Linked DNA regions of Homo sapiens: region 2 is linked to region 1. Evidence: chromatin loops called from intact Hi-C (ENCODE). Cell type or tissue: A673. All regions are shown on one strand. Each heading gives the region's core, and the rest is flanking DNA. Links, peaks and the distances in the headings are about the cores only. Region 1 has its middle 120 kb from the start of INHBA. Region 2 has its middle 210 kb from the start of INHBA.

Region 1 (11,660 bases), core at 1,127-9,126:
TGACATGATGCCTCAAACTCAGCAACAAGTCCTTCCTATCTGGGTCTCAGCAACCCCACTACTCAGAACCTTGACCCATGTTTCAATATCCACATCTTCCCACTACAAAAGTCAGAGCCCACGTCCTCTCCATAGAAATAACTAGTTCAGGGCTATAAAAGTATTTCATGTTGAGGCAGATAAAGACCTTTACAAACCCTAAACCCTGAGAAGATTAGGGTATATTCTCCACTATATATAATTCAAATATAAACAAGCATAAGGGAGTACATTCAAGTTCTGATCTTTTTCTATGGCTGCTTCAGTGTGCTTTTAAAATGTCAAAACCTGTTAATAAGCAAGTTTAGTTTTTTGGTTTTTTTGCATTTATTGTCACTGTTGATACATTTGGCTTTATTTCTATCATCTTACTTTGTGTTTTCCTTTTATCATGATTTTTTCTTTTTTTTTTTTTTTTCTATTTTTGTGATTTCCATTGGAATAATCAAGTTTACTTTATTCTCCTTTGACCACCTGTGGGTTTGGAATTTGTTCATTCCATTTTTAGTCTTCTAGTGGTTACTGTTTGCAGTGACTTCTGACACCAAATCCCCAGAGTTGGGCCGTACTTCTCAGGTTCAGGGCACAGTCCTTTGCAAGACTTGCCTCCCTTTAGACACCAGTCACAAGTTTGGGTTTCCCAGGCCATCTACACTTCCAACCAATTTGCTGCAATTTGGAGCATTCTTTTACTGATTCAAATTCTGTAATCTACTAGAATGACCCACAAAACACAAGAAAGCACTATACTTCCGAGTTTTATTATAAAAAACAAAAGGGAATACACATCCAGATCAACCAAAAGAAAAGAACAGGGTGAGGTCTGAGAGAGTCCCAAATGTGAAGCTTCTGTGTCCTCAGGGAAACATCATCCTCCCAGCACATTCATGTGTGACAATAGGCAGAACACTGCCAACCAGGGAAGCTCAACTGAGCTCTGGTGTCCATGGTTTTCAGTGGAGCATCACTACATAGGCAGGATTGATTGTCATTGGCTGTGTGATTAAGCTTGAGCTCCAGCTTCCGTTTCTTCTCTGGAGGCTGGACTGATACCACATAGCTCAAAGCCCTAATGCTCTAACTTGGCTGGTCCTTCTGTTGTGGCCAGCCCCCATCCTGAGTCATCTCATCAACCTCAACTATGTTGGGGCACACCATGAGTCACCTCCTGAGCATAAACTCAGGTATGATCTGAGAGGTGCACCCTAAATATCGAAGACTCTTCTATCACTGGGGAAATTCTGAGGGTTTAGAGGCTCCCTTGCAGGAACCAGGGAAAAATTCTGTATTATATACCATTTTTTTTTTTTTTTTTTTTTACTGAAAATGAGTTTAATTTCATTTGGCTTTGTTTACAAGTTCCACCTTATTCCATGTATATACTATCATAAAAAATATTTAGGTTAGAATATTTTCTTTCTTTTTTTTTTTTTTTTTTTGAGACAGAGTCTCACTTTGTCACCCAGGCTGGAGTGCAATGGTGTGATCTCAGCTCACTGCAGCCTCTGCCTCCTGGGTTCAAGCAGTTCTCCTGCCTCAGCCTTCTGAGTAGCTAGGATTACAGGTGCCCGCAACTACACCCAGCTAATTTTTTTGTATTTTTAGTAGAGACAGAGTTTCACCATGATGGCCAGGCTTGTCTGGAACTGCTGACCTCATGATCTGCCTGCTTCAGCCTCCCAAAGTGCTGGGATTACAGGAGCGAGCCACTGCACCCAGCCTAGGTTGTAATTTTTCTTTGGTATAGTGTTTGTTTCCCTTTGTTCCCCCTAAAATAGAACTGCATCATATACATTACTCGGCACCTATTTTAGACACTCAGAATTTTAAATTTTTAATAAACTTCTCAAGTATGGAAAAACAAACAGCTTTTGTTCTATTGTAGCATCTCTTTATTTAAACAGCTTCACTGAGGTATAATTGACATATAATAAACTGGATATATTTAACTGCACATTTTTTAAGCTTTGACATGTATGTCTCTGTGAAATCATCACCATAGTCAAAATAATCAGTTCTAAAACTTTCATTTCTTCTTTTATTTATTTTTAGTTGACATATAATAATAGTACATATTTATTGGAGACAGTGATATTTCAAACAAGTATACAATATGTAATGATCAAATCATGGTGATTAGCATATCCATCACCTCAAATATTTAACATTTCTTTGTATCATGAACATTCAAAATCTTCTCTTGTAGCTTTTCAAAAATATACAATAAATCATTGTTAACCCTCTTTCTCCTACAATGATACAGAACACTAGAACTTATTCCTCTATCTAGCTGGAATTTTGTATTGTTAAACAACTTCTCCCTATTCTCTTCTCCCTTACCTCTTCCAGACCCCTAGTAACCACAATTCTACTCTCTACTTCTATGAGCTCAATTTTTCTTAGTTCCCACATGTGGATGAGAATATGCAGTACTTGTCTTTCTTTGCCTGACTTATTTCACTTAACATAATGTCCTCCAGGCTCATTCATGTTGTTGTGAATAACAGGATTTTAATGTACCTCATTACTGAACGGTATTCCATTGTATATATGTACCACATTTTCTTTATCCATTCATTTGTTGACAGGCATTTAGGTTGACTCCATATGTTGGCTATTCTGAATAGTGCTGCAATAAACATGGGGATGCAGGTATCTCTCTGACATACTGATTTTATTTCCTTTGGATAAATGCCCAGTAGGTTTACTCCATATCTTGGCTATTCTGAATAGTGCTGCAATAAACATGGGGATGCAGCTATCTCTTTGATATACTGATTTTCTTTCCTGTGGATAAATGCTGTATTGTATGGTAGTTCTGATTTTAGTTTTGTGAGAAACCTCCAAACTGTTTTCCATAATTGCAGTACTGGTTTACATTTCCATCAATACTCTATAAGAGTCCCTTTTCTCCAGATCCTCACCAGCATTCGTTATTTATTTATTTGCCTTTTTGATAATAGCCGTTCTAACCAGAGTGAGATGATTTCTCATTGTGGTTTTCATTTACATTTCCCTGATGATTAGTGATGTTCAGCATTTTTTCATCTACTTGGCCATTTGTATGTTTTCTCTTAACAGATGTCTACCCAGATCCTATGTCCATTTTAAAATCAAATTATTTGTTTTTTTGCTGTTGAGTTATTTGAATTTCTTGTATATTCCGGATATTAGTCACTTGTCAGATGAAGTTTGTAAATATTTTCTCCCATTCTATAGGTTGTCTCTTTGTTCTTTTGATTGTTTCCTTTGCTGTGCAGAAGGATTTTAGTTTGATGTATTTCCACTTGTCTATTTTTGGTTTGGTTTCTTTGTACTGCATTTTAGATTATTTTGATATATCTGTTTTCCAGATAACTAATTCTTTCTTCAAAAGTGTCTAATCTGGAGTTTAAAATCAACCACTAGATTTTTCTTTTCAACAACCAGAATTTTCTTTCCTGGAATGTCTGTTTAGTTTTTTTTTTTTTAAATTAGCCTGTTCTTATTTGATTCTTTCTTAATATTGCCATGTTCTTTCATTATAGTTTCTTTTTTATGTCTTTAATTTAAAATTATTTTCTATTCTCTTCAATTTTTTTATTATCAGCTTAGAATGTTAATTCTCCCATTTGCTTTATGTGTCATGTCTCCCTAATGATAGTGTTTTCCTTTACGGTTTATGATATTTTATTAGAGCCTGACTTTTGTGGAGATTGTATGTGAGAATTCCATTTGTCTTTGGTAATGTCTGTATAAAAGGACTGATTTAGTTAGGCCTCAAGAATTTCATCAGTTTATTTATTAATTTCTCACATAAATTCCCCACCATGGGAAGAATAAATATAGACTCCTATCCTCAGCACATATTTAGAGTCAGTCTCTATTTCTTAAAAATGACAACTCTTGTTGTTTTTCAAGTCTTGTGGGTGGAGTGTTTTTTACCCCCTGTCACAGATGTGTCAGGTCTTGAGGCTCAGTGCAGAGAAGCTAAATTCCAGCTTCTGACCTTTGGGTGGAGGCTTGGCTTCTGTCCTTGACCGGTCTCTTCTGTCTGAGACCCAAGGGCCTGGATGCTGCTTCAGCACCAACTCAGGCTGCCCAAAGGTTTGCTTTGCCTCTTTCTCTGTCATATAGAAATTTATCTTCCACCTTTCAACCAGGAAACATGTTAACTCTTTAGAGTGGAATATACTTTATTCCTCATCTCTGTTTATGTAGGGGGAAGGGCCTTTTTGCCAGTAGTCTTCAAAAGCCCTGTGTGTGTCCCTGCCTTGATAACAACTAAAAACACATGTAGGTGGGCCTGCTGGGTCTGTTTTTCTAAATTTCTTAAATTGTTTTGGCACAGCAAAAATCAGCACATCTCAACTAAACTTAAAGTCTACATCTCTTGGAAGTATGTCTGCTAACAACTAGTTTCTATCTAAATGGGATGTATTATAGTTTCCTAAAATCTCCTCAAAATATATGTAAAAGTAATTTGACAAAGACAAGTGAAAGGCAACAGACTATATGTGTGTGTTTGTACCATTGATTCTCATTTTTAATGAATTCCATATTTTCAAATCCATCTACTCTGTGAAATGTATTTCTAACTCCCAAGTCAATACTCTGTGCATTCATGGTCATTTACAGATGTGGACAGAGTGGCAAAAATTCAAATAGCCGGATGGGCATGATTTCTGAGATTGGACAAGGCAATGCTTTACCTTCTTATTTCAGTTCTTATATTTTAAACACGTGTCCTTTTGGCTATCAATTTCATGACACATTTTTTGCATTTTTGTGCTTTTTCCTCATGATTTCACTGTTTAAAATGTCCCCCAAGCATAGGACTAAAGTGCTGTTTGGTGATCCTAAACACAACAAAGCTGTGAAGTACCTTCTGGAGAAAATACAGGTGTTAAATAAGCTTCATTTGGGAATGAGTCACAGTGCTATAGGTCATGAGTTCAATGCTAATGCATCAACAGTATATGTTAGATGAGATGCCATTAAACAGAAATATACTTAAAATAAAGTTATGGATTGATCTGTTGGTGAAAATGTTGTGACCTGAGGTTCACAATCCCTAACTCTGTATTTCTCCCAGGAGCAATGGCTCAATATTTGCTAATTCAGTGTTTGCAGTGACTTTATAGAACATAACCACTGCAGATGATGGTATTTGCCTGTACATTCATAGAAAATGAGAGAAGGAAGAGGAAAGAGAATGGTTGCATGATTATAGGTGTCCACATTTTTTTCTTCGAATTTTTATTGTTTTCAATTCCCTCAGGAAAAGGGGGAGAAAGGATGGAAGGAAGGAGAAAGAAGGAAGGCAGGAAGGCAGGAAGGCAGGAAGGCAGGCAGGCAGGAAGGAAGGAAAGGAAGGAAGGAAGGAAGGAAGGAAGGAAGGAAGGAAGGAAGGAAGGAAGGAAAGGAAGGGAAAGTTAAATCACCAAAAAATATACTTTGATGATTCTACTTAGAAGGGAATTTCAGGCCTCACACCCCTTCCAGCTGAGAAGTTTTCCTTTACACTAATCTCAATTCTGTCTCTTCCATTGTCATAGATCTCCTTTAGGGGTCACAAAGAGCAAGGTCTTTCAGCCCAGCATGAAAAATCCTTTGAATTACCTCCTCTGTAACTCACTCCTGGAGTTACAGGGTGATTACACTGTTTCTTAGATTATCATAAACTTTATAAAACATATTCTGAAAGATGCATTTGTGAGCTCTATTAGTTTGTGAAACGTTCCCTCTCTCGTTTCAGCTGTTATTTTTCAGAGGGAAATTTCATTAATATTACTTATTTTCAAACTAAGTAACAGTTTGTACTGGGACCACAATTAAGGTTCTTGGTTGATAATCATTCATGGTTAAGCATCCAGGGCTAGCAAGGAAAGAGAGATAAAGAAAATGAGAAACAGTGAGAGACATAGAGAGAGCTAAAGGGGGAAGAGAGAGAGAGAGGGAGGAGGAGAGGGAGGAAGGCACCACCCCAGAGCTCACATTTAGCCAGACCTCAGGACCTGCAAGGCTGTGAATAGTGTTCTATATTTAGCCTACCAGATATTTCGAGTAGTTCTGAAATTGGAAAGCAATGTTTTTCCATGAATTCCCTATAATAATATTTCCTAAGTCAACTCTAATCAAAATATTCCCTTTTCATTCTGTTTTTCCAAGTCTAGAGTGAGCCACTGATGCCCTCCCTTAGAAGGCTGGAAAAGACTGCAGAGCAGGGCAGTCCTAGTCTAGTCAAACCCAAACTTCCCTGGCCTCAATCCATGTTGCATGTGGGCACTGGGGACAAAGTCCCTCTGATGAGAGCAATGGTGAGCCATAGGATTGCTTTCCCACAAAAAGCAATGGGCTCCCAGGACTTCAATCCCATACTACCAATATATTTCCCTGGGGCTTCCATCCTCCCAGAGGGAACCCATGACATCACCATCAATGAAAGCCTTCACCCCATGTCACAACTGTACGTATATCTATAGGCACCACCTGAAAATCCCTCCCCCAGTCTATTCCAGGACCACAAACACATAAGCTGCTTCTCAGACACAGCTTTTTTATTTCAGAAACCAAAGGCTTATATTGAGAGTATCCTCACCAGCAGTCTTAGAATTGCAAGAATGCACATGAGTGCTTTTGGGCTGGACGTCTCCTCTGTTCTGGGAAAAGTTGCCTCTAGTAACTACCTGTCCTCACACCAGCCAGCCCTACCTGTCCCCACACCCCATACACTTGAATACAAGGGGAAGGAGTGTATGTTCTTCATCTTGCTTATGGAAACTGAGGGAGGGTAGCAAAGATACATTGGTGAAGCCAATTGCAGAGGTGATATCATGGTAAAATAACAGGGTAATAGCTTCTTCCAGGCAGTATACCATCAACCCAACGGCAAGAGCACCTTGAGTCAGAAAGGATGAAACTAAAATATGATCAGGAAGCTTTCTGTGTGTGTTGCAAATGACAGGCTGGAGGAGAGCAGACTCCAAGAACTAGAAACTTAGGAGCAAATACAAGGAATCAGACATTTGTAAATATCTGACACAAAAGAGAAAATTGTAGGAAGTAGAAGACCAATGATTTCAGTGGTGTGGAAAAAGCCAGTGGCTGCTGTCTTTAAATGTTGCGATGATTCAGATTTAAATCAGATCATATCATGCTCCTACCTAAACTCTGTAAGGTTTTCACTTGGAAGAGAATCTAAGCATCTTACCAATCTCATCTCACTCATGAGACTCCAGCCATACTGGCTCCATTCTGTTCCCAGAATATTTCCAGCTCTGCCTTTTCAGAGCCTTTCTGCCATGGTTCTCTCCTTCTAGGATGCTTTCCCCTCAGCTCTCTGCATGGCTGACTCCTTCTCGTGCTTTAACTGTGGCAACCTGTGCCACCCTAGGACACTGTGACATGGGCCTTCCTTACTCCAGTCACCACCACTTCTTACCCACTTACCCTCTCACATAACTGTTTACTTCCTCACTGGCACTTCTTGCAACTGAATATTGTTTTATTTATGTAATTCTTAAGTCAGAATGATTTATTACTGTATTTCCACTGCCTGATAAATAGTAGAAAATCAACAAATTTTTTTGAATGAATAAATGATGAATGGGGAATGAAAACAATGAATTAATTTACACATCTAGGCTGGTGTAGAAAGTAGGAGTAAGTTGAATTTCTGAAATAGAATCAAAGACTATAAGGTATTATTTAAGCACAAAGCAGTTTGAAATATTTAAGAAAAAACATTACGTGATACCCTAGAAAACAAGACCATTGTGGTACTTTTCATTTTGACTTCTATTTATTTTTACTTTAAAATATTTCTCTAGAAAGTCATGAAATTACCATTTACTTAATTATGAATCAGATGCATGACCACCTAGAGTTGAATTTTTTTTTCTATGAACATTACATGTAGATATTGACTTAAGTAATATTTTCAGCAGCAAATGTCTGATGATCTCGCAGGAAGGCCTCTCTGAGCAACGAAGTCATTATGAATATGAATCATGCATCATAACCACTCTCCTGGGGCACATCATAGTGCATGGATCAAGGCTCCATGTGGCTCTGTGGTGCTGGTTGCTGGCCTCCTCCTAATTTGAATGAAGCTGGTGTCTCAGCAACAGTAGGAAAGTGAAAATTAGAGTCTGTGTGGTAGAGTAAAATTTCTCCTTGCCAGTTAAAGCTCACAAAACCTTGCACATTTGTTTCTTTTGACCATTATCTTTTAAAGAACAGTCTTCAGAAAAATTATGGTGTGTTTTTGTTTGTTTGTCTTTTGAGACAGAGTCTTGCTCATTGTCCAGATTGGAGTGCAGTGGTGTGATATCAGCTCACTGCAACCTCCACCTCCCAAGTTCAAGTGATTCTCCTGCCTCAGCCTGAGTAGCTGAGATTACAGGCATACGGCACCACATCCGGCTAATTTTTGTATTTTTATTAGAGAAGAGGTTTCATCTTGTTGGCCAGGTTGGTCTCGAACTCCTGGCCTCAAGTGATCTGCCCACCTTGACCTTACAAAGTGCTGGAATTACAGGCATGAGCCACCACGCCTGGCCTAGAAAAAGTATTTTTTTTAAAGTCAATTTTGACTTCTATTTATTTGTATTTTAAGTCAAAAGGCTAAGACATTTTGGCCTCTATGACAAGCTTCTGAAAGTATTTCCTTGACTTTAATTAATTAATTTCAAAATAAAGGCATATCTAGCCAGTTCACACAGGTTATAAAACAGACATTGATATTAAAAATATAATACCTTTATTATAATACAATATATAAAATCAACTTTTTAAAAAAGACAGACATTGATATCTACGGAGAGAAAAAGGTGCCAGTTAGCATGGGCCATCCCGATGATGCTGACACTACACATTTGCCTTATCTGGAGCCTAAATGCTGACATTTGTATAAATAATCACAAATATGTATCTTCCAGGTGAGGAAAATCTGTTTGAAACAAAGTATATGCATCAGGGCAAAGGAATATGGATGTGTATATAGAAATGGGAACATTTATTTCTGTAGACCAATAGGACTAGCATAACTCAATGAACAAAGAATTTGCCAATGTCACTAACTTTATTCCAGATCCCTGCAGTAGTTACAGTAAAGTGGGTGGGTTAATCCTTGACGTGTACTAACAGAATATTTAAATTATTTATAATTTTTATCCAACAGCACTCAGATATCTTATAAACCCAATTAAATAAATATGAAGCTGGTTATATGGAAACTGAGGGAGGGTAGCAAAGAAATATGATGAAGCCAATTGCAGAGGTGATATCATGAAAAAATGTTTACATATAGTTTATATATATAAATTTATAAATATATATACATATATTCCTAAACCTGTCTTTTGGAACTTTCTTATAACATAGGAACTTCCCCTTAAAAGATACAAACTATGTTTTTAACTCCTTAAAATCATGCTGGTCAAAGCAAACCATTTGGAATTTAAATTTCCACCAAATACAACAAAAGAAAGCTGATGAATTTAATCTAATTTATTTAGATTAAAGGAGCAAAGAAGAAATGATGGTTTTTGCAGCTTCCTCAGGAGCTTGTTTCCACAAAACATCCTTAAGACACTTTCCCACCACGTTAGCCATCATTATTATTAGGCACTTGGCCAAGATGTATTTAGTTTGGCAGCCTGCCAAGTAAAGTTCATCAGGTCGTGGTGGTACCAAATTTGACAGAAAGCACAGCAAAGGAAAGGGTATTTTCAAATTACTATTTTCATATCAAAAATAGAAGACCAAAAGTCTCTCTTGTGAAATGAAAAACTTTACTATCATTCTTTGCATTCCTCTGTGATGGCAAATCCAGGCATCCTGACTTCGCTTACACCTCCCAAACACCAGGGAAGAAATCTTTCTTGTGGTCACAAAAAGGATCCCTGACCTGGAGGACAAGAGTTACTGCAAAATCACAGTGGCTTGTCCTGTAGAGCTCGATGGCATCTCTATTCACTGTGTTCCCTCTCCACCCAGGGCCTCTGCTTGGTTTTGAGTTGAGGGATACACCTGCAACTCCTTCTCTGCACTTGGATTAAACTGACAGCACTATCTCTTCTGCATAATGCTACCTTCTAGGCAACAGAAAGATGAAAAGTGTTGCCTTCTTTCAAAAAGGATGAAGCCAACGAGACTACCCCTGCCTCTTCTCAAGCTCCCTTGTAGATAAGCCTTTGTCAGCAGGTGGCTCACTGCCATTCCTTCTGAGAGTCCCAGCAAAGGGGAAAGAGAGTCCCTGAGGTGTACAATATCCATGGGAAGTGGCCAGAGAATAGACACCTGCTTGACCATGGGTTCCTGAGATGAGTAACAATCATGGGAATCTCACCACGTAAACATTGCCCAGCACCTAAGATGTGTTGCATAAATAATTTATGTACTGAAACTGTTTAACTGGTAAAAATGAACTATTAAGTTGCTACAGCCCTGACATGGATATCTGCTGCAGTCAATTGCAGTATTGTTCATAATCATTCACTTCCACTTTCCTGGTAAGAGGATCACATATCACCACCACCAGTTCTTCTGGGCCTGCAGAGTAACATGCTTGTGTGAGCAGCTATAACATACCCCATCACAAGTTTCCATCAGCTCTTTTGGCCTTTTCCCTCTAACATAAGAAGGATATACCCCAAATAGGGGCTGAATCTTTAGCATTGCTTCTAGAAAGAAAAGATGTGTGGAGGAAAGCCACAACAGCCCACTGAGAGCAGCCAACATGTAATGTGAGCAAGAAATCAATACTGTTGTTCCTCGGTATCTGTGGGGGATTGTTCCAGGGACCCCCAACAAATACCAAAATCTATGGATGTTCAAGTCCATATATACATAAAATAATTTAAAGTATACAGCCATACATTGGTTATACACACATACTACACTAAGAAATGTATCAATATCAAGAAATGCCCCCAATGGGTTATGTTGGTGCCAAATGTGCTCATATCTACCATATGGTGTAGTATTTGTATATAACCTATGTACAGCTGTATACTTCAAATCATTTCTAGATTACTTATAATACCTAATGCAATGTAAATACTATGTAAATAAATAGTTGTTATACTGTATTATTTAGGGAATAATGACAAGAAAAATGTCTGTACGTGTTCAGTACAGACAAAACCATCCATTTTCGTTCCCTGAATATTTTCAACCTGTGGCTGGTTGAATCTGTGGATTCAGAACCCATGGAAACGGTGGTCTGACTGTATTTGATTTTATCAGCCATTGAGACTCAGGTTGTTTGTTACTGCAGCAAAGCTAACCTGTATACCTGCTACATCTATACTATCATTTAGGAGAGCATCCAGGAAGTTGACAAAATATTTATGCTAAATAAATATGACACTCTTAGGACCACAAAATTAGAAAGGTTCAAAGGTACCTGTTAATACTCCAGGCTCTCAAGTCAGATCTGGGTTGAAAGCTAACTGCTGTTTACTATTTCTGTGAACTTCAGTAAATGATTTCTGATTTATCATCTGTACAATGTGGATATGAATAGTAAAGACTTCAAGAATTATTGAGTGGGTTTATAGAGATGCATATATAAAAAGAGCTTAGATAGACAAGCTTGCACAATAAGTGGTGGTGTCATTGATGGGTTCTCTGGG
Region 2 (11,660 bases), core at 2,518-10,517, 97 kb after region 1:
GCATGGAAACTAGTACCAAGGCAGAACTTGCTGTCTGTGTAATTTATAAAAGATTTTGTTTTGGTTGTTTACAATTCCAAAACTTCCTTACAGAGATTCCTAATATTTACACAGTCTGCAAGGGCCAAAAATAGACTGTTAGGAGAGGATGGAAGAACAGAGAAAGGTACAGAGAGATGACACAGAAGGGAAATGGAGAAAAGCCTGCTACATCCCCATGTGTTGCGTGCAAGCTGGTCTGACAATTAGTCTCCATGGTGGGCTCTGCAAAGTGTGTTTCACATGAATGGCTTCTGACTCACAATACCTTTGACTGTTATTATTCCATATCTCAAAGGCCATTCTACTTGCCATTTCACATCATCGATTCATATGGTGTGATTCATTGTCATCTTCCATTCATTGCAACTAACTTTGGAATGACTCTTTTTCTCTGCAAGTCTCTTTCCCATAAACTCAACCATTTTTATCCTGTTTCCCAAGGAGTATTAGTCTATATTTTTCCAAATTTGATTCAGTTGTTATGTTACTCTTGCATTTCTTCCCACGGACTAAGTATTACAAACTCTTGTAATACAAAAGTATCACAAGACTTGCCAGTAAAGTCTTTGAGAAGCCATATGCTAACTGCATTAGTCAGGAAGCTTTCAATTTCAAGTGACAGAAATCTAACTCCAACTCAATCAAGCCTAAAAAGGACTTCATTTGCTCACATCACAAAGAAGGGCAGGGGTATAGCTGGGGAAAAATGGAACAAGGATCTTGACACAGCCACTCTCTGTCCCCTTCTGCTTTGCTTCTCTGCTTGTGAATTTCATTCTCTCCTACTGCTAAAGGACTTTTCTCCATGAGAAGAACATATGTAAGCAGTTCAGTTGTTACAAACTTACAGGTTTGCCAGAAGAGAGAACAAAAGGTCTTTCACTCCCAAACAGTGTGAGGAATTCTGGTGACCGGTTTCAATTTGGTCTAATGTGAGTTGCATGCCCATCTTGGACATGTGGAGACAGGACACTGGGAAGGAAATCAAAGAAGATTAGCTAGAAACTCATAGACAGAGGAGAAGAGGAGGGTGCTATTTTCAGATAAAGAGCGGTGAAGGAGTGATGTGCATACAGAAATACTGTGGATATACTACACTGACTGTCCAGATTCATAGTTGTATATGATCTATAACAAACTAAACACCCGGGGAACTAGGGAAATATTTGCAAAACATACAACTGATGTGTCTAGTACCTAGAATATACAAAGAACTGTTACAATTGAAAAATTAAAAAGGCATAAAAATCAATTTAAAAATAGGTGAAAGATTCATATAGACATTTCCCCAAAGAAAATATATAAATGACCAATAAGCATGTGTAAAGAGGTGCAGCATCATTAGTCCCCGGGGAAATGCCAATCAAAACCACAATGAGATAGCAATTCATATCCATAAGGATGGCTATAATTAAAAACAAACCAAAACAGAAAATATTAAGTGTTGGGGAGGATGTGGAGAAATTTCAGAATCCTCATTAGTGAGAATGTAAAATGGTGCAGCTGCTATGCAAAACCGTTTGTCAGCTTTATAAAAAGCTAAACAGAGAGTTACCGAATGATCCAACAATTCCACTCCTAAGTATATACCCAAGAGAGATGAAACAACATACCCACACGAAAAAATTGTACACAAATGTTCATAGCAGCTTTATATTTCATAGTTAAAAAATAAAAAGGACTCATAAGCTGATGAGTAGATAAGCAAACGCGGTATATCATTATAATGGAATGTTACTTATCCATAAAAGGGATGAAGTTGTTACATGCTACAACAGGATGAATATTGAAAACATTATTCTAAGTGAAAGATGCCAGACATAAAAGACCACATATTGTCTGATTCTATGTATAGGAAATGTCCAGAATAGGCCAATCCACTTAGAAAGAAAATAGATGAGTAGTTGCCAGGGGCTGAAGAAAAAAGAAAATGGGGAGATTGTTCACGGGTAAGAGATTTTGGGAGTGGATGGTAACGATGTTCTAGAATTAAATAATAATGATGGTTGTTCAACCTGGTGAATGTACTAAAAGCTACTGAAGTATACATGTTAAAATGGTTATTTGGTATGGTATATGAATTATACATCAATAATAATGAATTAAACAATTTTTGGTCCATTCTGATCATCATTTAGTTGGGGTGTTTTTCCTTTTTTTTTTTGGCATGACATTTTTGCATCTGTCCTAGTTTCAAGTTCCTTACCAAATGATTTTGTGAAATGTATACACATTAATTGGCTCTTTTCCTACAAAGAATAAAAAAAAAAGCCTCTAAGAATGCTAGTTCTAAAATATGTGTGTGTGTGTGTGCATGTGTGTGTGTGTGTGTGTATGTATAGATATAGATATAGATATAGATATAGATATAGATATAGATATAGATATATGTACACATTCCTTCATGGGTTTTATTTAATTCATTCTGGAAAGTATTTTTGTCAACACTTCTCTTACAAGACTCCTTAATCAACCATGGCCATGAACTCTAAGGTATTTTTTCAAGCTATAATAATGACATTATTCCACCAAAAGGGCTTCCTTTGTAATCCTGTTAAAATATTTGCAAAAAAGAGAATTCCAAATACTTTGAATTATCCAGCATGCTACTAGTGGAGAGGCAGCTAGAAATGATAAATCCTAGCACTTCCTAAGAAATTCCTAACAGCAATTAAGCCTGTTTCGCAGTGTTACTGTACTGCTTAGAAAGGAAAGATACTCAGATACATGAGGGAGGGAGAGAAAGGAAGGCACAGAAAGCAAGAGAGAGAACAAAATTGTTGCAATTATCTTGGTATTAATTCTTTTTGACCAGAATGTCATCCATTTTGACTAGAAATCATCCATGCAGGAGTTGAGATTGTAGTGGAGTCCAAAGCTCACACTGCTCACCACACGACAGCCAACACATTGAAAGACAAGGTGTTGGAAGACGACTTTACTTCAGAGAGAGCCAGCAGAACAGCGTCCTAAATAACTATCTTAGAATGCATGAATCTCAAGCTTCTTTTTATACTGGGGAAGAGGGAAGAAGGAGGTGGCTGGTGACCACAGACATCTGAGCATCAGCAGAAGTCCAAGGAGGATGCAAAACTTCTTTGTCCTTGGTCAGGTCACAATGCTCCTATAAATCTTCAACATAACATTGTTACTTGTGCATATGTCCTCCTTATCTCCTCGAGGGTTACTTTGGGGCAGGCACTGTTATCATCTTTGCTTTAAAATTAAACTATAGGCTGGATGTGTTTGTTCAGGCTTGTAATCCCAGCAATTTGGGAGGCCGAGGCAGGAGGATGGCTTGAGCCCAGAATTTTGAGACTAGCCTAGGCAACAAAGAGAGACCCTGTCTCTACAGAAAAAGTTAAACAATTAGCCAGGCATGGTGGTGTGTGCCTGTAATCCCAGCTACTTGGGAGGCTGGGGTGGGAGGATCATTTGAATCTGGGAGTCATGTTTGTGCCACTACACTCCGGCCTGGGAGACAGAGTGAGACCCTGTCTCAAAAAAATAAATAAATAAATAAATAAATAAATAAAAATTAAAAATAAAGTTAAACTGGAAACTAAATTCCTCCCATAGTTAGCTTGGCCTACGTGCAAAAACGGGCAATGGCAGTTAGCTTGTGAGGTCACATGCAAGAAGGAGTCAGCTGTATTAGATTTCTCTCACTGTTACAAGATTAGCTCTACATATGTTTTAAAAGTTCAAACTACAATTTTCTTATTCATTTAGAAATAATTGAAAAATCAACATGTGAGTACTAAATTATCAAAATTACCATTGATAAAACCTAACCTAGCTCTCCCAGTGTGCGAAAGCAATGCTGAGCATTATTTATATATTCTTCCATATCTACTAGTGAAGTAAATAGTGAATAGAAATGCCACTGGTCTTGGACTCAGAAACTTAAGGTTGAAGTTCAAGTCCATCATGGCCTAACCATCTGTATGGTCTTTGAGTCACTGAATCTATTTGGGTCTCAATTTTCTTATCTATGAAGAATATTTTTCTGCAGTCTGTGCAGAGATAGCTCATGTCATTCAGGTCTCAGGTTAAAATGTCCTCTGCTCAGAGCTGCCTTTGATGGTCATGTCATCTAAACTAGCTGTCCATCCCACAGCCACCTATTTGAATTATCTGAATAGCACTTAGGACTCTTCAGTTACTTTTTCCTCATTTAATTGTTTATTATGTACTCTTTGTTTTATTGTCTGCTACCCCTGGCAAAATACAAGCTTCAGGGAGGGAAAAAACAAAAAACAACAAAAAAAAAACACCTGCCTACTGGTTCACCAGTGCATCACCAGTGCCTGGCACAAAAATAGGCATGCAATAAATAGTTGATGAATGAATAAGTGAATAAATATAAAAGGGGCTCAAACTGGTGCCCTGCCAGCTTTCAAAGGCTCTTGTGAGGACCACAAAGAGGAAGTAGATGCGACCATGGCTTAGAATGATGGAACACTCTGCAAATGGAAGATTTTATTACTCTGATTTTAATTTTCCTTCAAGGTTAACAACATGTTTCTACCCATAACTTCATGAATTATTTTCATAGCTAATAAATTCTCCACATGGAATGTAAGATGGCTCTCCAATTTTCTGAAGCAATTTCACTTAGAAAAAATAAAAAAAAAAACACAATGAAATTCACAAAGATAATTATGTCAGGGTCCATGTCCTAATTACAGTTTCTTAGCAAGAGTTAGTTCAAATTTCTTCGTTTCCGTAGCCAATGGAACCTCAGGACTTGAGTGCTTTCCCACAGCATTCCATAAGAGGTCACAAAAGAAAGAGGAGGCAGGGAAGAGCATGCCGGCTTGTGTGCATGTGGGTCTCACATTCTCCACCTCAACGTCTTCTCTGATGGCCTGTCTTACTCAACCTCTCAAGTGATGGCAAAGTAGGTGGCAAGTCACAGACCTCATGATGAAACTCTGGCCTCTATGTTCTTGTTCAAAGCTGACTGCACAAAGCCCTGCCTTTTTCTTAAGTCTTCATGATTTATAGGAGGCTGTAGAATAAATATCAGGCTGGAGCCTTGCTCAACATGTTGTCATTGCCTGAGTATGAATTCCTGAGCTATGGAATCACTTGCTTTTCCTACTGGGGGTTGGTGAGTTGGAACGCTTCAAGATGTCAGTGTGGAATCTTCTAAATCCACCCGGCTTCCTGAATATTATGAAAACATAGTGGTTAAGATTATTATCTTTGGAGTCAGCGAGACCTGGGTCACAAACAACTCCATCACCTATGATCTCTGCAACTTTGGCCAATTTCTCGCCTCTCTAAGTCTCAGTTTCTCCAACTTTAAATGGGGTGATACCATCAACTATCTTAGAAAACTGTTCGGATTAACTGGAAAAATGCATATGAAGCCCTTCACATAGTGCCTGGGATAACAGGCTTACTTATTGTTAATTATTGTATGACAAGTCCACAAATATAGAACTATATGTGCTAAAATTCAAGGTTGAGAGAAAAAGTAAACTCTTCTAAACTTCAGTCTCCAGTATCCAGAACCACACAGGCATGATTGCTGCATAACTGAAAGTTAGTTTATAAAAATCTTTTTGCTTTTGAATACTCTTCTCAAGTGTATGGGTTTAATGCTTTGGTGCATTAATAGTAATAGATACATAGTTTTAAATTCTGTAATATACCTAATAATTATATATATATATATTTTTTTTAATTTATAAAGTGGTAAGAGCCACTTTATAAAGTACATTGAAATCAAAGGGTCAGGTCTTTAGCTCTGTTTCTTTTCTTGAATAAGTCCTGAGCCCTTAGGAGCCTCAGTTTACTCTTTGTGATAAAATTAGATCATTGATCCCCAAAATGAATTCTCCAGAACATTAGTTCTGGGAGATGACAAATAGTGTTTAATAGTCAAATTCTATTTGGAAAAAGATAAGTAACAGCTGTCTTTACCATAGAATTTCCCAAATGCTTTGAGCTCCAATTTGGTCATATGTATTTCCCTATGGAAATGTAGTTTTCTGTATTTCCCAAATATAATTAATTAGAGAATTGTTTAATATCATCAGGCATCTTGTAGGACTAGAGTTCTAAGAAATATTTTATGAAATGTAGGGCTATATAAACACCCAAGGTCCCTTCCAAATCTAAACTATAAAGCTCTGATGCACTTCTCCCTTCTCCATGCTCAGACTGGACTTTGCCACAACAATGCTGCTGATCTCTTCCACAACATTTTACCAAAACCCAAGCTGCTGGACGTTTCCCCAAACATCCCACACTTTCCACTCAATTCTTCATAGAACAGATCCTTGTATTGCTGGGGTCAATTGGCACATCAGCCAATGCATGATGCCCGTCTTCAATCATCATGAAAATGCATTTGTGGAGAGATGAGACCATGGTCTGCATCGCAAGAGTAGAAGTGGTGGTCTCTGGGCTGCGGTGAGGAGCTCACCCTCCCCAAGTGTCTATCAGTCATGGTTTCCCAGGTAACACTGCACTTTACCTCTTTCTTGGAGGACTTTGGATGCTCTTAGAGAAGGAGGAATTGAACTATGTTGTTTAAAGACCATGGGATTTATAGCATTAAGAAAGCTGCCTGACCTTTTTGAGCAGCTGATTTATCATCCATAACATGGGAGTGTAATGGGATAGGACCTGCACAGAACCCACCACATGCAAAGAACATGCTAGGTTCCTTTCCTTCATTCCTTGCCTTACTTTTTTTTTTTAACGTCCTTTTATATCATGGAAACACATGTTCTTTCCTCACCGCAAAGCTGGAGAAGAGCGGCAAATGGACCACCTGAGTCCTATTTATACTCTGAGAGGACACAAAATTTAGTGAATTCCAAACAGTTTCACCATGGTACAGGGCATTATACTGCAAAATGATGATGCAGGGGAATTTCTTTCTCCTAAAATAAGTTAATTACAAAACTTGCTTTTGCTCAGAAAGCTAAAATCTTTATCAGGTTAGGCAAAGTATGAACTGAGGGTTGTGAATGAACTTTAGTTCCCATGAAAGGAACACGTGTGCTATTTATATGAGTCACAGATACGATGGGAGAAACTGACCAGAAACAGAAGGAAAGCCACTCTCCTATGACACACTCCAGTGGGTGGGAAACTCAGTAGGTTAGGATGAATGATGCCTATGACCAGAAACTGACGACACTCGCTCCAGAGGTGGTCTTCCTTCTGGTACACTCGATGACCATACCTTATGTTCTAGATTCCACACAGTCAACTTAGGTGGGTTGGGACACAATTCTCATGACCTGAAATCTCAGGTTATGAAAGAGGTGGCTGGGGTGGGTGGGGAGATGCTGTACACTCACACAAGTGTCAAGCTCATATTTCTACACTCTGTGTCCCAGGAAACAATCCTCCTGGGGGCCATGCTATCTTTTCTAGTAGATGGGAAGAAGTGGACCAAAAATAGTCCTTTAATCATTATATTAACTCAGAGGGGAAATGATTAGTATGTCCATTTTACACATGAGGAGTGCTGAAGTTGATAGAAGTTAAGTAACTTGCCCATGGTCATAATGCCAGTATGTGGGGATTTGAAATAACCTTATTTTGCGACATGCTCTCTCTACATCATGTTAATGACAAAATGATCCCCAAAGCAATCCTTGCAAAACTTATAAGTTAATTATAAATTTAGAACACAGAAATGAAAATGAAGAACCAGAGTTCTGGCCATAAATGAATTCTGTTAAGAGATTTCCAAAATTTAATCAGAGTCCCTCCAAATTCTATCTTGACACAAAATACGTGTTTTCACTAGATTCCAAAATCTTACCGAAGGTATTTATCTGCTTAAAATAAGTAAACCAAGCTAAAGAAGTATTCACTTAGCATATGCATTGAGAAAACACTGAAGGAATGATAGTAGAAAACTGAAGTGAGAACTTCTAATAAACTCCCCCAAGGGTATATATGCCCTCTTTCTAAAAGGACGTTACTTTTTATCGGAGCCCTGGCTTGGGAGTTAGGAAATGTAGATTATACCTTTAAAATATCATTCCAGTTCATCTCCACATCTCACTGCTTCCTTTGAATTAAATTTACTTCTTTCTTTTTTTTTTTCTTCTTTTTTTTTGAGATGGAGTCTCACTCTGTCGCCAGGCTGGAGCGCAGTGGCTCAATCTCAGCTCACTGCAACCTCCGCCTCTCAGGTTCAAGCAATTCTCCTGCCTCAGCTTCCCAAGTAACTGGGACTACAGGTATGCACCACCACACCAAGCTAATTTTTGTATTTTTAGTAGAGGTGGGGTTTCACCATGTTGGCCAGGATGGTCTCAATCTCTTGACCTCGTGATCCATTGGTCCACCTGCCTTGGCCTCCCAAAGTGCTGGGATCACAGGTGTGAGCCACCACGCCAGGCCCAAATTTACTTCTTACCCAGGTACATTCAGTAATTAGTCTATGAGTACTAAATTCTCATAGTCTTTTTCCAGAAATGCCTTTATTTTCTCTCACATTAAATCATAATATCACAGTATGTAGAATTCTAAAATGATAGCTATTTTCCCTTTGCATTAGAAAGTCTTCCTCCCATTAATTTGTTTGATTTTTCTGATGAGAAATTTTCTGTTTATCTAATTTTCCTTCCTGTCTAGATAATCTGTCTCTCTTTGATTGTCATTAGGATTTTTCTCTTTGGTAATCTCCAGTTCTATTACAATATATAAATGTGTGAATTTTTCTTTTTAACTTGTCTTGGTTTTCATTCTGGAAGCTGTGGTTATTTTAATCTCGGTATTTGTATATTCCTTCAATTCTGGGAAATTATCAATCATAATCCCTTCAAAGGTATCTCTCCCTTCAAAAATACCTTTCTATATGAGTTCCTTTGAGAATTCCCACCAGAAAAATGTTGCATCTGCTGTCTCCCATCTGTCTTAACATCTTTCTTCATCTCTTTGTGATGCTTTCTGGGTGAGTTCCCTGCTATGTCCTTCAATTATGAATTCTCTCAATAATCTTCATCCCTCTACCTCTCTACTGAGGGCTTCCTTTTAATGACTATACTTTTGATTTCTGGTTCCATAAACATACCTATGTATTTCTTAGTGTCCAGTTTTAAAATTATATTTATATTCCTTCCTTTATTTATTTAATGCTACTGGTAGACTTGTTAATAATCTTGTGTATAAACCATTTCCCTTTGCTTGGATTGGCAGGAGTGCAGCTGGGGTGCCTGTAGGGGTGCTGTGGGAGACGTGGCTGGTCATGATGGGTGCTACGGGTCAAAGTCAGTTCTTGTAAGCAGGGAACTATTAAGAGTTTTTAGTAACAGACTGGTATGACCAGATCTGCACTTAGGATACAGTTCTCTGACAATAGTAGGTACGATGATTCTGAGTAGGCAGAGATCAGATTTCCGGAGACTCTTGTAATGTTCCAGAAAAGATCTATCTTTGACTGTATCAGTGAGGCTAGCATGGGTGGAAAGAATGGCAAAGACATTGTGGATGTCCCTCAGTTTGACCTTCCTCAGATAAAAAGAAGCGTTCAGCATCCTGATTTTAACAGGATATATTTGACATGTCTCCTAAGTCACTCGGGTTTTATATGAAATTGCTCCAGTTGTTAATAAACAGGAAGTTCTTTATTCTGGAATTTGGTCACCTCTCTTTGCTTTCACTCCAGTTCAACCTGGTGACCAGATACAATTTGAGGTGAAACTTAATCAAGTCCTCATTTTGCTTAAAAAAAAAAAAGTATCTTTTTCTGCCCTGTGGCCAATGGAGCTTCCGATCTCAGCAGCCACTGGAGAGAATTTACAGTATGTCAATCCTAAAACATTTTCCAGATGCACTTCCCCATCCAGCACCCTAGCTATGTCCGATCCATTCTGACTCAGAGCAGGCAGCCTTAGGGTTAGGCAGATGTGCTGGTGCTGTCTGGCCACTTGAGCAGGAGGCAAATTAGATATGCACAGACTTCATGGCAGGGAGTATTGGCCAAGATTAGGCCTAACATGAACTCTTGTGGGTTTGAAGATTCCTGTGCAAGAACAGTCCTTTTTGAGAATTGGGATAATTTGTTTTTGGCAAAACACTGTTTCTTTTTTTGAGGGTGAGAAGAAAAGGAGTGTGGGAAAAGCTTTGGAAATCTTGCAAGACCTCTTGGACATGGACTATGTGTTACAAAACACATTTTGATGAGTTAAGTGTTAACCAATCAAAAACAGACAGATTGTCTTTCCCATGTTGGCTTCAAAATGCGGCAGGGGAAGTGCCATTGCTGAATATGGTTGAGAATTGCTGAACCCAGTCATTTACAAAAGAATGTCAGAGTCCATATCATAAGAGGACAGGGTTGAGTTTGCTTGTTCCTTTTCACAGAATATGACTGCAACCTTCTGGGAGAAAAAAAAATGAACAATACCAAATCAAAAGCAGCTCCAACTGTCAGCGGAGGGCAGTCCAAAATAAAAATTTCAAAGGAGAGAGAGATTAGTTTTAAGCCATAATGAACTCTCTTTGTCATTGAAAGCTCATCCAAAAAAAAAAAATAGTTCATGACAACTTTTGACAGGCAATGATCTGGATGCTTGATATACACAGACAGTTACTTCTTGCTCTCACCCAGCTCCTAAAGTCTCCCTAGGCAAATAGACTTACAGGCAGATAATTACAATATATTGGGATTCTATAGAATTTAATGTAGCAAGGAGGGAAATGCTGACTTTGGTGAGATTGGGAAAGATCTTGCGGAATTGTTGTTTTTAAAGAAGGTCTCTAAAGATGTTCAGGCATCCCAGAATAAGTAAATAGCATATGCAAAGATTTGGATTCATGAAGGAATTTTGTGACCATACACCAAGAAAGGGAAAGTGTGTACACGTTGCAGAAGGTGTGGCCAGAGCCCTTAGGACAGATTGGAAGGGTTCCTGCATGGCATGCTGAGATACTTGAGCCCTAATGCAATGCAATATTTGTTTAAATAAGGGATTTTACTTTTCAGCTTAGGACTTTATTCAACAGAGATGTGCACTTTTTTTGTGTGAAAAATACCACTGTCTTAGGATGCTGACCCCATATCTATAAAGGAACAAGAGCACTACCTTCTGCATATAGCACAATTAAAACTAAAATATATCACAGAAAGACACAAGATTTCTTACAAAAGACAGTTCAGCTCAGAGACATGGAGGATAATTTAAATACTGAACATGTCTGAAAGGAGTTCCATAAAAATGAATGGAAGAAATAGGGGAAAAAAGCAGCAGTATAGAAGGGAATTTTACAGAAATGAGGATTAAAAAGTCTATAGATTGAAAATGGATTCCAAGCACTAAGAAGGATGAATAAACATGAATTCACACCCAGAAATATCAATATCAGTATAGCATATTAAACAAAATAAAACAAGATTAAGAGAAGCTCTTAAAAGCTTTGAGGCAGATGAAAGAAATTACCTAGGCAAGAATGGAAAATAGCAGCCTTCTCAGAGATATCTTCAGAGTAAAGGGAAAACAACCATCAAGCTCGGAGTTTATATCCAGCCAAATAAACTGTTACTAAAGAGTAGGGAAAAATAACAACATTTTCAAACTTGTAAAGTTTTTGAAAGTTTACCATCCTCACAGTTCCCAAAAAAGCTACCAAGAAAT

Evidence for each region. Hi-C counts contacts between places; a loop is a spot of excess contacts. Peaks named below come from ENCODE experiments on the same cell type or tissue, not always from the same donor. Only the 100,000 strongest peaks of a DNase experiment are listed, where the experiment ranks them.
Region 2: it touches region 1 in a loop (2.6-fold over the local background); 4 of 110 quality-filtered maps call a loop at or near these places.

The regions. Positions count from the first base shown.
Region 1 is chr7:41,816,443-41,828,102 of GRCh38, forward strand. No RefSeq gene overlaps it. Among named protein-coding and RNA genes, the nearest start is that of INHBA, 120 kb to the left of the region's middle. In A673, for the core only: no CTCF peak of the experiment used is centred there; DNase peaks (open chromatin) are centred at 5,289, 5,569, 6,319 and 8,049; H3K4me3 peaks cover 341 bases; H3K27ac peaks cover 5,140 bases.
Region 2 is chr7:41,911,660-41,923,319 of GRCh38, forward strand. No RefSeq gene overlaps it. Among named protein-coding and RNA genes, the nearest start is that of INHBA, 210 kb to the left of the region's middle. In A673, for the core only: no CTCF peak of the experiment used is centred there; no DNase peak of the experiment used is centred there.